Regions from separate parts of the Homo sapiens genome. Here region 2 is linked to region 1. The links are chromatin contacts, found by Hi-C or POLR2A ChIA-PET in ENCODE. All regions are on one chromosome and are shown on one strand. The core of a region is the stretch at or near the end of the contact, and the rest is flanking DNA. Distances in the headings are between cores, read along the strand shown. Region 1 holds the start of LINC03140 (long intergenic non-protein coding RNA 3140). Region 2 has its middle 36 kb from the start of PGRMC2.

Region 1 (5,350 bases), core at 1,412-3,911:
AGAGGAAGCCATAAAGCACAAGTTCTTGGAATTATGCCAGCAAAAAGTGTAACCCTTTTATTTATGGGGGCATTCATCAGAACTGGGCCTTTGTGAGCCTACCCCAGACTGTGGTCACTTGGTTTAGTCAGTTGCTGACTTCTCTGAGAGAACACATCCCCTTTTAGCAGAAATAAGGAGCAAGGAGAACCACTGGGTAGTGACTATCACAGTGATTCCCATTGGAAACCAACCCACGAAAGCCCTGTAAAGAATAGCCCTCCTGTATTCCATGCCAGTGAGTGATACTTACACACAGGACGGGTGAGACAACATGGATCCACAAACACCTGGTTTACTTATATTGGCCATGATGGTGCCCTCAGGACAAACCACAGATAGAGATCTACCCAAGGAATTCCTGAGTTCATAGGCTGACCGTGTCCTTTGATCCCCAACCCAGCCATTTCTATATGACCTCTGTTGTTGTCCCAACTGAACCCCATTCTTCTCTCTTTTGTGGTTGTAAGGATGAAAAACTTGATGACTTCTTTCTCTTCATCATGGCTACTTCTCAGAATGTCTTGCTGACCACGTCATTGTTGCCTGATTCTATTGATCTAATAAAATCTATTTCTATCAACAAAATATAACTATGTGTGACCACATATTTATACCTTTTCACAAATGGAACTTCTTACAAATAGATTTCCCATCCATGTTAACTTATTAAGTAAAATTTTCCTGTTTTTTAATAAAATAAGTTTTCCTAATCTCAAATACTATCCAACAGATGTTAGTCACAAACATACATCATAAGTGGGAAAGTATTATAATAAAGCTCATTAGTGCTGTTTATTTACCTTTCAAATGCTATTGAATTTTTACATGAGTTTCTCTATAAGTTCATTAGTTGTTATTAAGAAATAAATATATGATTGAATTTTCCAAATATATTTGAATTTCATAGTTTAGCATTTCATACGAGAGAAATAATCAGCCAATGTTTTTGCCTGCTGTTTCCATGAAGATTTCATTTATCTTAGAAGTGATTAATATAGAATGACTATAAATAATATAAATTTAAATAGAATATACTTTTTTTTTTGCTATGTTGTTTGTTAGGCTTTACAATGTTGTAAAAAAACTGTAACAATCCTCTCAGACTGGAATTTTTCTTTATCAAACTTTTCCTCCATTTTCAGGAAGGAACAATGATTCAGAAGTCTTGTAGATTAGTCACTTCTTAAGAAGTTAGATCATTCAGTACTGCATCTTAGCCAACTGTCCAAGGTCAGCAAAATGCACAGCATGTTCTGTTTGATGGCCCCAGGCAGAAAGCCACAGCATTCAAACTATTAATATCTCCTGACCTTTCAACTTACAAATAGAAGCATCCTTGTGGTCATTTTTTTTTCCTGTATATCCCTGAAAAACTAAGGATCTAGGGTTTAAGATAAGAAATACTTAATTTAATTTAATTTAATTAGTTTTTAACCACAATCCTGGGCTTTTATATAAAAGCACACTGTTTATTTCTTTTTTCCTTTTGAGATAGGGTCTCACTCTGTCGCTCAGGCTGGTGTACAATGGTGCGATCTGGGCTCACTGCAACCTCTGCAGCCTGGGCTCAAATGATCCTCCTGCCTCAACTTCCCAAGCACCAGGGACTACAGGCATGCGCCACCATGCCTGGCTAATTGTTGTATTTTGTGTAAAGACAGAGTTTCTCCATGTTGCCCAGGCTGGTCTCGAACTCATGGACTCAAATGATCTGCCTGCCTTAGCCTCCCAAAGTGCTGAGATTACAGACATGAGGTACCGTGCCTGACCACTGTTTATTTGTTTCATAAAATTTTCTTAAACACCAATTATGTGCAAGTTACCATGCCAGGCCTCTGGGAAACAAAGATGAATCAGTCAGATGTACCTGCAAGGAGCTTATGGTCTAACTGGGGAGAAGAAATACAGCAAAATACTATAACATAGGGTAAAAAGTAAGAAGTACCACAAGAGAAGCACAGACAAGATGATTTGGGGGTTCCAAAAAAATAGATTATTAAATTTTGTGGGCTGGCAGCAGAGAGGAAGGAATTGGTAATTAATCTGAGAAGATGACATTTGAGCTTGCTCTTGATGGACAGAATTTAAAATGTAGAGAGGAGATGTAAGTGCAGACATTTCAGATTGAGGAAAGAGCATAATTAAGGGCATGGAGGTCAGAAAACATGGGGTAATAAAAAAAGGTTCAAGTAGTTCAGTTTAGTTAGAGAACATGGTATATGAATTTAAAAAATCACTGAACTAAAATCAGAAAATTACTTTGAGACCAAATCTAGAGGGCTATTAACACCAGATGATAGAGTATGGACTCTATTTTACAGACAGTGGGAGCCCGCTGAAGGGAAATGCCACATTCAACTTATGCTTCAGTGTCGGATTCCATTGGAAAGGGGGCGGTGACTGGAAGTGAGGACACCAACCCATCAGGCGTGCTCTCATTTAGTTTTCTAGCGGAAAAAAAAAAAAAAGCCTGAAGCAAGGATTAAAGTACTGACATTTTATTTGGGAAGCACAAGCCCAGGCCAGGGAAGCTGCAGAAAAAGGAAAAAAGGGAAGTGAGTATAGGAAACAATGCACAGTCATGCCTTGCACAACTGGCTTCTGCTTCGGGATGAGCCATTGGCTGATGAGGCATGGGAGGCTCAGCAGGTCTGTTCCCTTGGCATGTGGGACATCTTGCAGTGGATGCAGGGAGGGACCATGCCTCTAGCATTCTCTGGGAAGAATAAAGGAGAAGTTTATCTTCCCACCTACCTCCCATTGCCTGTTTTTCATTGGTCAAAACTTGTCCCACTAGGAATTAACTCCTTCACATTTCCAAGTTTATATCATATGACTGCTCCAACTACATGGGACCCCAAACCCCAAACCTGATGTATGTATAGTGTTCCTGTTTCATCCAAGCCTGGAAATGAGGGGAAGAGCCAGAACCTCTAGGTGAGTACTAGGTGGCTTGGCAGTGTGTGTGTGTGTGTGTGTGTGTGTGTGTGTGTGTGTGGTTGAGGGGTGGAGAGTTAAGGGGACTTCTAAGGTAAGTCCCTGATTAGTCCCAGCCAGTTGAACTGTGTTGGGCAGGTATGGTGGTTGAGTAGTTGAAGGTCCTAGAAGTGGACAGTGGCCACAGTGTCTAAGGAGGCACAGAAGATTTGTGTTGAGATAATGATTCAAGAGAAAAGAAGGACCCTTCATACTTCAGTCAGAGAAGAATTCTTTTGGTGGGCTATCATGCTCTTGGGTTAAATTCTTTTCTCTGTAACATTATTTAGAAAATCGCCTCCCTCTCAACAATGAAGACTGAGTACCACTGGCTTACAGATATTTCTGTATATTATCTGAGTTAGTAGAGTTTGAGTATCACATTTCTTTCCTTCCAATTCTATGATTTGTCATCATAAAGTTTTGGCATACGCAGCCCAGTCTTTGGAAGAGGGGTTGAGAATTGTGTAATATCAGGTTTAGCATTATAAAGTAACATCTATCATCTGAAGATGAGACTATAAACACCAGTCTGGACATAATAGAGCATGCTTAGCCCACTTGTTTGGAACTACAAGGAAAATAAGGTCATACAAAAGAGCCCTCTGCCCTTAAAAAAGAATTCTCAATTGCAAATCACTTCTGAGTACCAGTGGGGAAATGCAGTCATTTATTCTCAAGACTGAAAAGAGAAAGGAGACCTTTTTATCACTTTGTGTGTGTGTGTGTGTGTGTGTGTGTGTGTGTGTGTGAGAGAGAGAGAGAGAGAGACAGAAAGAAAGAGCAGGAGAGAGAGAGAGACAGAGAGAGAGAATATGTGTGTGTGTTACCTACCTAAAGCTAATGGTAGCCAATTTTTTCCTTTTTTTCTTGGAATTTTTTTCTTAATCTAAAACAGGCTTGGTGCTCTGGAAAAAGAATTAGAATTGCATTCAAATAGTCAGGCTTCAAGTTGCTTCTGCCTCTGTGTGAAGCAAATAGTAACAACTCACTTCGAAACTCAGGCTCCTGGACTGTAAATGAGGATAATGATACTCACCCTACCAACCTCAGGGACTGTTCTAAGAGCAAAATGAAATGAGACTGAGCTCTGAAAATGCTTAAATGCTTTTCAAAGTAGAGTGATCGTGCTTTCTGTAGCATCAAAACAGTCCTCTATAAATGGGCAAAGTCAAGGCATGGACTGGATCTGACAACAGAGAATGGCTTGAGGGCTGGAAAAAGAAAAAAATGCAAATGCCCCAAATCTCTGCTTCCCTTACAGTGTGGAAATCGCCCCATAACACACTGCACCAGGTAGGGTTAAATTGATCCCAAATGTTTCAGGAATTTTTAATGCCCTTCGAAGAGACATTTCCAATTCTTCATCTGCCCAAAGTAATGCTGCTAACCTACTATCTGTCAGTTTCCTCAGTGCTTTGAAGATTTTTCTAAAGTCATCTGACTTGGTTTCCCTTTGATTTCAAATTCCTGCTTATTATATGTATGACCTTGAGCCTTTTTAACTCATCTGAGCCTCTCTGTTTCCTCATCTATAAATTGTGAATAAGAAGACGTTACTGTAGGATTATTAGAAACTTTAGAAATAATACTTTTAATACCAGCATAGTGCCTGATCCATAGGCATCCAGGACATGCCAGCTAAGATCATTGATTATTGTTGTCGTTTTTAGTATCATACAGTAGAAAGAACAACATCTTTGAAACCAGACAATCCCGCATTTAAATCAGCTCTGTCACTTACGAAACGTGTAATCCTGAATAACTGAAGAAAACTTTTTGAAGTTCAATTTTGAGATAATGATGGATGATTTCAGACTTTGTGAGAATTTCAGAGGTATCGGCAGTAGGTTGAATGGTGAACCCTCCAAAAGATATATCTATGTTCCAAACTCAGAATCTGTGAATGTGACATTATTTGGGAAAAGGGGGTTTTGCAGATATAATTAAGTTAAGCATCCTGAGATGAGATCATCCTGGATTTTCTAGATAGGGCCTAAAGCCAATAATGAGTGTCTAAGACAGAAGAAGACACAAAGAAGAAGAGACGGGAATGTGGTCACAGAGGCAGAGACTGGAGCAATGCAGCCACAAGCCAAGGAACACCTGGACCCACCAGAAGCTGGAAGAGGAAAGAAGGGATTTCTTTTTCTTCTAGAGCCTTGGGAGGGAGCATGGCCCTGCTGACAACTTATTTTCAGACTTCTAGATTCTAGAACTATCAGATAATAAATTTATATTGTTTTAAGCCACTATGTTTGTGGTGATTTGTTCTAGCAGTCCTAGGAAACCAATGCAGTATTTAATACAGAGTGCCCGGTACAATGTTGGC
Region 2 (6,199 bases), core at 2,855-5,354, 250 kb after region 1:
AAAAGTAGAATATAAAAAATTACATTTACTGGATTTCTTTGCATTTAGAGTAAAGGTGTATGATCTAGGCATTGCCAAACAGATACAACTACAGGAGACTTGAATGTGGAGGGGAGTTATAATCAGTGATGGCCCCACACTGGGAGATTGATTTCCTGACAAGGACAGTGGTCAAGGAATCTAGTTCTTTTGGGGCAACAGCAACACAGATTATGGCTTCAGGTTCAGGGTTGGTGCCATATCAATTGGCAACAGGTAGTAGGAATGATGTTTTTGCCAGTATAATTTTTCAGCAAGATCAGCCAGTGTTCTTAGCTTCAATGTCCATGGCAATGAACTATCAAGCCTGTTTTCCAGCAATTCTGGAAATTCCTTGAGCTACCTAATATCTTTTAATAAATCCACTTTTGCTTATTTTTGGACTATTTGGAATGGATCTGTTGTTCATAATCAAGAATGTTGACTATTATACTCCTCCCTTTTTCTTGACTCCTTTCATGTGTTAACCTCAATCTCGTCTCATGCAGACTTTTTCCACATGGTAGGGAAAGGACTACCAGCAGTCATTAACTGGCATTTTCCAGCTCCATAACCCAAAAGGCGAGTCCCCTTCCATTTCAGCACCAAATTTAAAAGCTTGGGAAATAACAATAGCTACCATTAGTATAGCCATTAATATAGCATTTACTATAAACAGACACTAAGATGGTCTATATTTACTTTTTTTTTGAGATAGTCTCACTCTGTTGCCCAGGCTGGATGGCAATGGCATGATCATGGCTCACTGCAGCCTCGAACTCCTGGGCTCAAGTGATCCTCCAGCATCAGCCTCCTGAGCAGCTGGGACCAAAGGTACAGGCCACCACACCCGACTTTTTAATTGTAGAGATGGGGTCTTGCCATGTTGCAGGCTGGTCTTGAACTCCTGGGCTCAAGCAATCCGCCTGCCTCAGCCTCCCAAGAGCTGGGATTACAGGTGTGAGCCACCGTGCCCAGCCAAACTCATTTAATCTTTACCACATCTCTAAGAAACAGGTACTATGATTTTTCCTCATTTTTCAAAAAGGGAAATGATACAATAAATTTCTCAAGGTCATATAGCTAGGAAGTAATAGAATCAGAATTTAAACTCAAGCAATTTGACTCCAGAGTCTGTGCTCCCAATGCAGGGACATTCCAACACAGAAGTGCAGTAAAGATTTTATTCCTACCTCACTGGTTTCCCTTTCCAGAACAAGCAAAGGTCTGAAAAGGGAAGCCAGAGGAAAATCAGATAAAATCTGGAGGAAAATGTGATGGCTTAGAGAAGAAAGGGTTTCAAAAAAGGAGATATGTATCTACTCAATTAGAAGTTACCCTTCAAAACATGTCATATATTCAATTATCTCCATGTGTAAATTATTGAGAGACTGCAGAGAAATTTCCAAATGAAAAGTTACATCATTGAAGAGTAAAGTGAATTTTGAATAGGCTTTCATTATCTATTAATAATCATAACTTCAGAATTATTGACTAACATGTTTCATTTGTGAAGCAAACAATAAACATCATTAAGCATGAAAAAAAGAAGGAAAGAGAGATCAACTGTGTCAGATGCTAGTGAGAGGCTGAATTAGATTCAGACAGAAAATTGACCACTATATTAGATGCTATTGATAAACTGGATAGGATCTATTTCAACAGAGTGGTGGGTACAAAAAAGTGTACTTGGAATGGGCATATGAAAGGAAAAAAATGAGAAAGTAGAGACAGAAAGTATAAACAAATAGTTTGAAGACTGTGAAGAGAGGGAAAGAAATAAAACATATGAGGATGATGTGACGTCAAGGGAGATATAGTTTTATTTTATTTTATTTTTTTAGGTTCCCTCAAATCATGGGATTCAAGGGATGATTAATAATAAAACATGTTTGTATATCATTAGGAATAATTCCATGATGAAAAAAAACAATAATTAAGAAGAGAGAGGGTAACTCCAGTATTGAGGTCCTTGAGTAAACAAATGTGGATGTGATGTGATCTAAGACGCTAACAGAGGGGCTGGACATCAGAAGTAGAAACACTACTTCCAGTGTTCAGAAAGAAACATAAAATACATGGAGGGTACAGATGCAAGTAGATTGGTAGGTTTAGTGATGGGAAGATGAGGCAATTCTAAGTTAGCTACATTTCCTTGGCCGAGGTTATTGGCTGAGAGTGAATGGGATGAAAGAATGGAGGTTTTAGAAGAAAGATTGTCCTAGAGTGTAGGAGGGTGAATGTACCAAGGAAGTGAAACAGCATCATCTAGCAGCATTGGATTCCATTTGGGATTTACAGTGGAAAACTTTAGGCAAGTCCAGTCATCATGGTTGTATGAATTTCCTCTAGTAACATTAGTTTCTCAGGTGTAGTTACAGCATAGGAGGATAACTGGGTTTCACAAGGGGTGAGTTTTTTCAGATGTGTTCAGTGGAGAGAAAGGAAAACAAGAAAGTTCAGGTTTTCTGCAAGAATCTGGCTCAAGTGCCAGACCATGGAAGCTAGCTTAACAAGAAGATAAATAACAATATGAAAGTTAGGGAAATTAAAAAATAAAATCAGCAGGATCAATGGATTGAATGTCCCTATAGGGTCAAAGAACAGTTCCAAGGGAACTGGTAGGAGTGAGATAGAGACTCAAAATGTGATAATCAGACAGCAGGATAGTGATTGCTGTCCAGAGATTTTAAAGGCTATTGGTATTGACTGTTAATAATGTCTATGGTGTGGCTGTAAGAATGGCAGTGGCTGGTTGCAGTGGAGTGAAGATATTTGAAGTAGAGAAGTTCAAGAAATTGAGAGACCAGGGTACTGGGTGGATAATCTACAAGGACAGCAAAACCAACAGGATTGTAGGAATAATGGAGGAAATCAAATACAATAAACTAGATGATAAAGTCATCAAAGAATGATGAGAGACAGCAAGAGATTCTGAAAGATGACAACTATTAGAAGAGAGATTAGGTGGTAAAGTCTGAAGACATGAACTCAACAGACTTAGGGTTTTCAAAGTCAAAAGAAGGATAGATAGTTTGGAAGGATCAATAGGAAGAAAAAAGATACTTACTCTACCTACAGCCAAATAAAGGTTTACCAGAAAGGGGTCCCGATGCAGACCCCAAGAGAGGGTTCTTGGACCTTGTGCAAGAAGGAATCCAGGGTGAGTCCACAGAGTAAACTGAAGGCAAGTTCATGAGTGAAGTAAAGAAACAAAAGAATCGCTGCTCCATAGACAGAGCAGCCCCAAGGGCTACTGGTTGGCTATTTTTATGATTATTTCTTGATTATATGATAAACAAGGGGTAGATTATTCATGAGTTTTCTGGGAAAGGGGCAGACAATTCCCAGAATGGTTCCAAAAAGGGTTCCTCCCCTTTTTAGAATGTATAAGGTAACTTCCAGACGTTGCCATGGTATTGTAAACTGTCATGGCACTGGTGGGAGTGTCTTTTAGCATGCTAATGCATTCAGTTAGTGTATAATGAGCAGTGAGGATGGCCAGGTATCACTTTCACTGCCATCTTGGTTTTGGTGGGGTTTGGCTGGCTTCTTTATGGTGTCCTGTTTTGCCTGAATCTTGTGATACCAGTCCTGCTGACCTCCTATCTCATCTTGTGACTACAAATGCCTAACCTCCTGGGAATGTGGTCCAGTAGGTCTCAGCCTCATTTTATCCAGCCCCTGCTCATGATGGAGTCACTCTAGCTCGAACACCTCTGACAGAAAGACAAGACATCTTCCATTTGGGAGGAAACTGCTTCTAGGAAAGAAATTTCCTCAGGGAACAGCCAAGTTTCAGTTAGAGGAAGAAGGGGAAGCAAATGTTCAGAGAGCAGTTTTGGGATGTAGAAAAGTTTGGTAATGGAAAACCAAGAATTATAGAGGGCAGTGGAGGAGTCTGAGATTGCAGAGCAGCATAAACAAGATAGAGTGGGGAAGGTAAAAAGCAGTGTTGAGACAAGCGATAATGATCTAGGAGGTGTGGACTTCTAGCACTGAGGTTATTGGAATGTGGGGTATGTTGTGAGCTGTCCTGGAAGGCTAGAGGAAGCTGAGTAACCAGTGTTATCCAGAGTGTTTAGCCAAGAGGTGTGGGTCATTGTTTAGTCCCATATCTCACAGAGGCGTTTGGGCCTGGGGAATGGAAGAGGGCCTCCTAGAAAAACAGCTCATCATGGGTTGTAAGCTGTTCAATGAGCAGTGCTGGCTGGGGAGGAGTTCTCTCTAGAAGCACTACTTGCTGTTGGGACCTCCAGACCCTGGTCTCTCTTTTCATTGCAGTACTGTCACAGCCTGAGCATCAGTGGGGCCACAGGTCGCTTCACCAGGTGAGAGGTGCAGAAAGAAGAGCCATAGTGGGTCTCAGAGCAGAAAGTTTTGGGGCAACTGGAAAATGAGACCACATGAGGAGCTGGGGCCATTAGTCTCTCTCTCTGGAAAGAGAAAAGGAGTTTCATTGTTTTGTTTTGTTTTGTTTTTGTTTTTGTCATCTGGCATTACAGCCTTATCTTTAACCAAGTTTTCTTTGCTCCATTTTTCAAGTTTCACTACCCTGAATTTTGCCTCTTTCAACCCCAGAAAAGTCCTTTTCTTCCTTGACCACGATTTCAACAAATAATACAAGCTAGGTATGACTGAACTACCTTCACGCAACACTTTGAACAAACTCCAGTGATATTTGAGACTTCAGACAACTACTGCTCTCTTATCATCCTTTGCTGCCATTCCATCAAAACAAAACAAAGTAGACAAAGACATGACTCACAGATGACTGATTGAGGTTAGACATACAGATGGATAGATAGACAAATAGATAATAAATAAATGAGAGAAGGGAAGAGGAAGAGTGGGGAGGGGAGTGGTAAGGAGAGAAGAGGACAGATTTGGTCATCCCTTTGATGGCTGGTAAAATGTCTAGATATTCTTTGGAATAATTCAATTCTACAATCTTATCAAAAGGATAATCTTATTTAGAAACATAATCAGCAAAACTAAAACTAATTTCCCAATTCCCCAACTTCCACATCCAAAAAATTATTACAGCTCCCAGACAAATGCAGATTTGAATTAGGAAAGGCCTAAAGGGAGCATTAGAAGGCACACTGAAAACTGTCTTCCTAACCTCTCAATCAGAACTGATCTTAAAAACCCAAAGCTAGAAGAATCTGTTTGGAGGCAAAAATCAGAGCTCTAGTCCAAAGACCTGTTTAAATAGAAGCTAAATCCTGATCTTGCCTGGAAAATGAGGTTCTTACATCAGGGTTACTCTCATAACAATGAGGAGAAACTGGCATTGTCTCTCGAGGTAAGGCTCCATCGGTGGATTATGGCAGCTAAGGAAGGGAGTCAGGATCAGAGCTTCAAACACAACCAGCTAAGGAGCCCTCATTTAGAATTCCCATTGTGAGTTTACCCCCTGGGTGGCCCATAAGGCTTCCTCTACTTTCCCTTAAACACCACACACACACACACACACACACACACACACACACAACTATTCTGCACCTTTTGAAGCTAGTATGGCAGTTATCCAAGCAAAATGGAAAATTTTTTAAATTCTACAGCATTTCAAAGAATGTTAAATTACCCAAAAAAGTGAGAATTATTTCTCCAGGGCATAGAATTATTTATATAGCTACCATAACTTTTAAAACAATGTTGATGTATAATGACATTTGTTCCATTAAAAAAAAATCTCCCCTGGCCTTTTCAGGTTCATTGTTCCTTGATTAGTTGATCCAAACTAAGCATTCCAGACATTGTTGTACAATAGCTCCATTCTGTATTCCAAAATATTTATATGGTATGACACACTTGAGCTATGTTTGCCTATGGTAGTTAGGTTTAGAACCACTTTAGAACACACACAGACCTATAATCCAGCCAGTGTTCCAATTAGACTTTTCAGAACTCCCCATCCCCTCCGTACTCTTCTCAAATCTGTTTCTGCTGGCCAGGTGCAGTGGCTCACGCCTGTAATCCCAGCACTTTGGGAGGCCAAGGTGGATCACTTGAGGTCAGGAGTTCAAGATCAGCCTGGCCAACCTGGTAAAACCCTGTTTCTACTAAAAATACAAAATTAGCTGGGAGTGGGGGCGCACGCCTGTAATCCCAGCTACTCCAGAGGCTTAGGCAGGAGAATGGCTTGAACCTGGGAGGTGGAGGTTGCAGTGAGCTG

What was found. A loop is a pair of places that touch in the nucleus more often than their neighbours do. ChIA-PET counts read pairs that join two places held with the same protein, here RNA polymerase II (POLR2A).
Region 2: a map of Caco-2 shows a loop between it and region 1 (2.8-fold over the local background). The contact joins the enhancer-like site here to the promoter of LINC03140 in region 1. A Hi-C loop is called at or near these places in 1 of 168 maps with a recorded cell type or tissue (Caco-2). POLR2A ChIA-PET finds 5 or more read pairs at or near these places in 1 of 52 experiments (A549).

Annotation. Positions count from the first base shown.
Region 1 is chr4:128,567,854-128,573,203 of GRCh38, reverse strand. It overlaps LINC03140 (long intergenic non-protein coding RNA 3140), which reads left to right and starts at 2,661. Exons shown (of 2, transcript XR_007058268.1): 1 at 2,661-2,979; 2 at 3,917-5,271.
Region 2 is chr4:128,321,081-128,327,279 of GRCh38, reverse strand. No RefSeq gene overlaps it. Among named protein-coding and RNA genes, the nearest start is that of PGRMC2, 36 kb to the right of the region's middle. RefSeq lists an enhancer at 5,107-5,669. Within about 2 kb of position 4,104, at least 5 of the 41 ENCODE cell types and tissues checked have a DNase peak (open chromatin) inside an H3K27ac peak, as active enhancers do.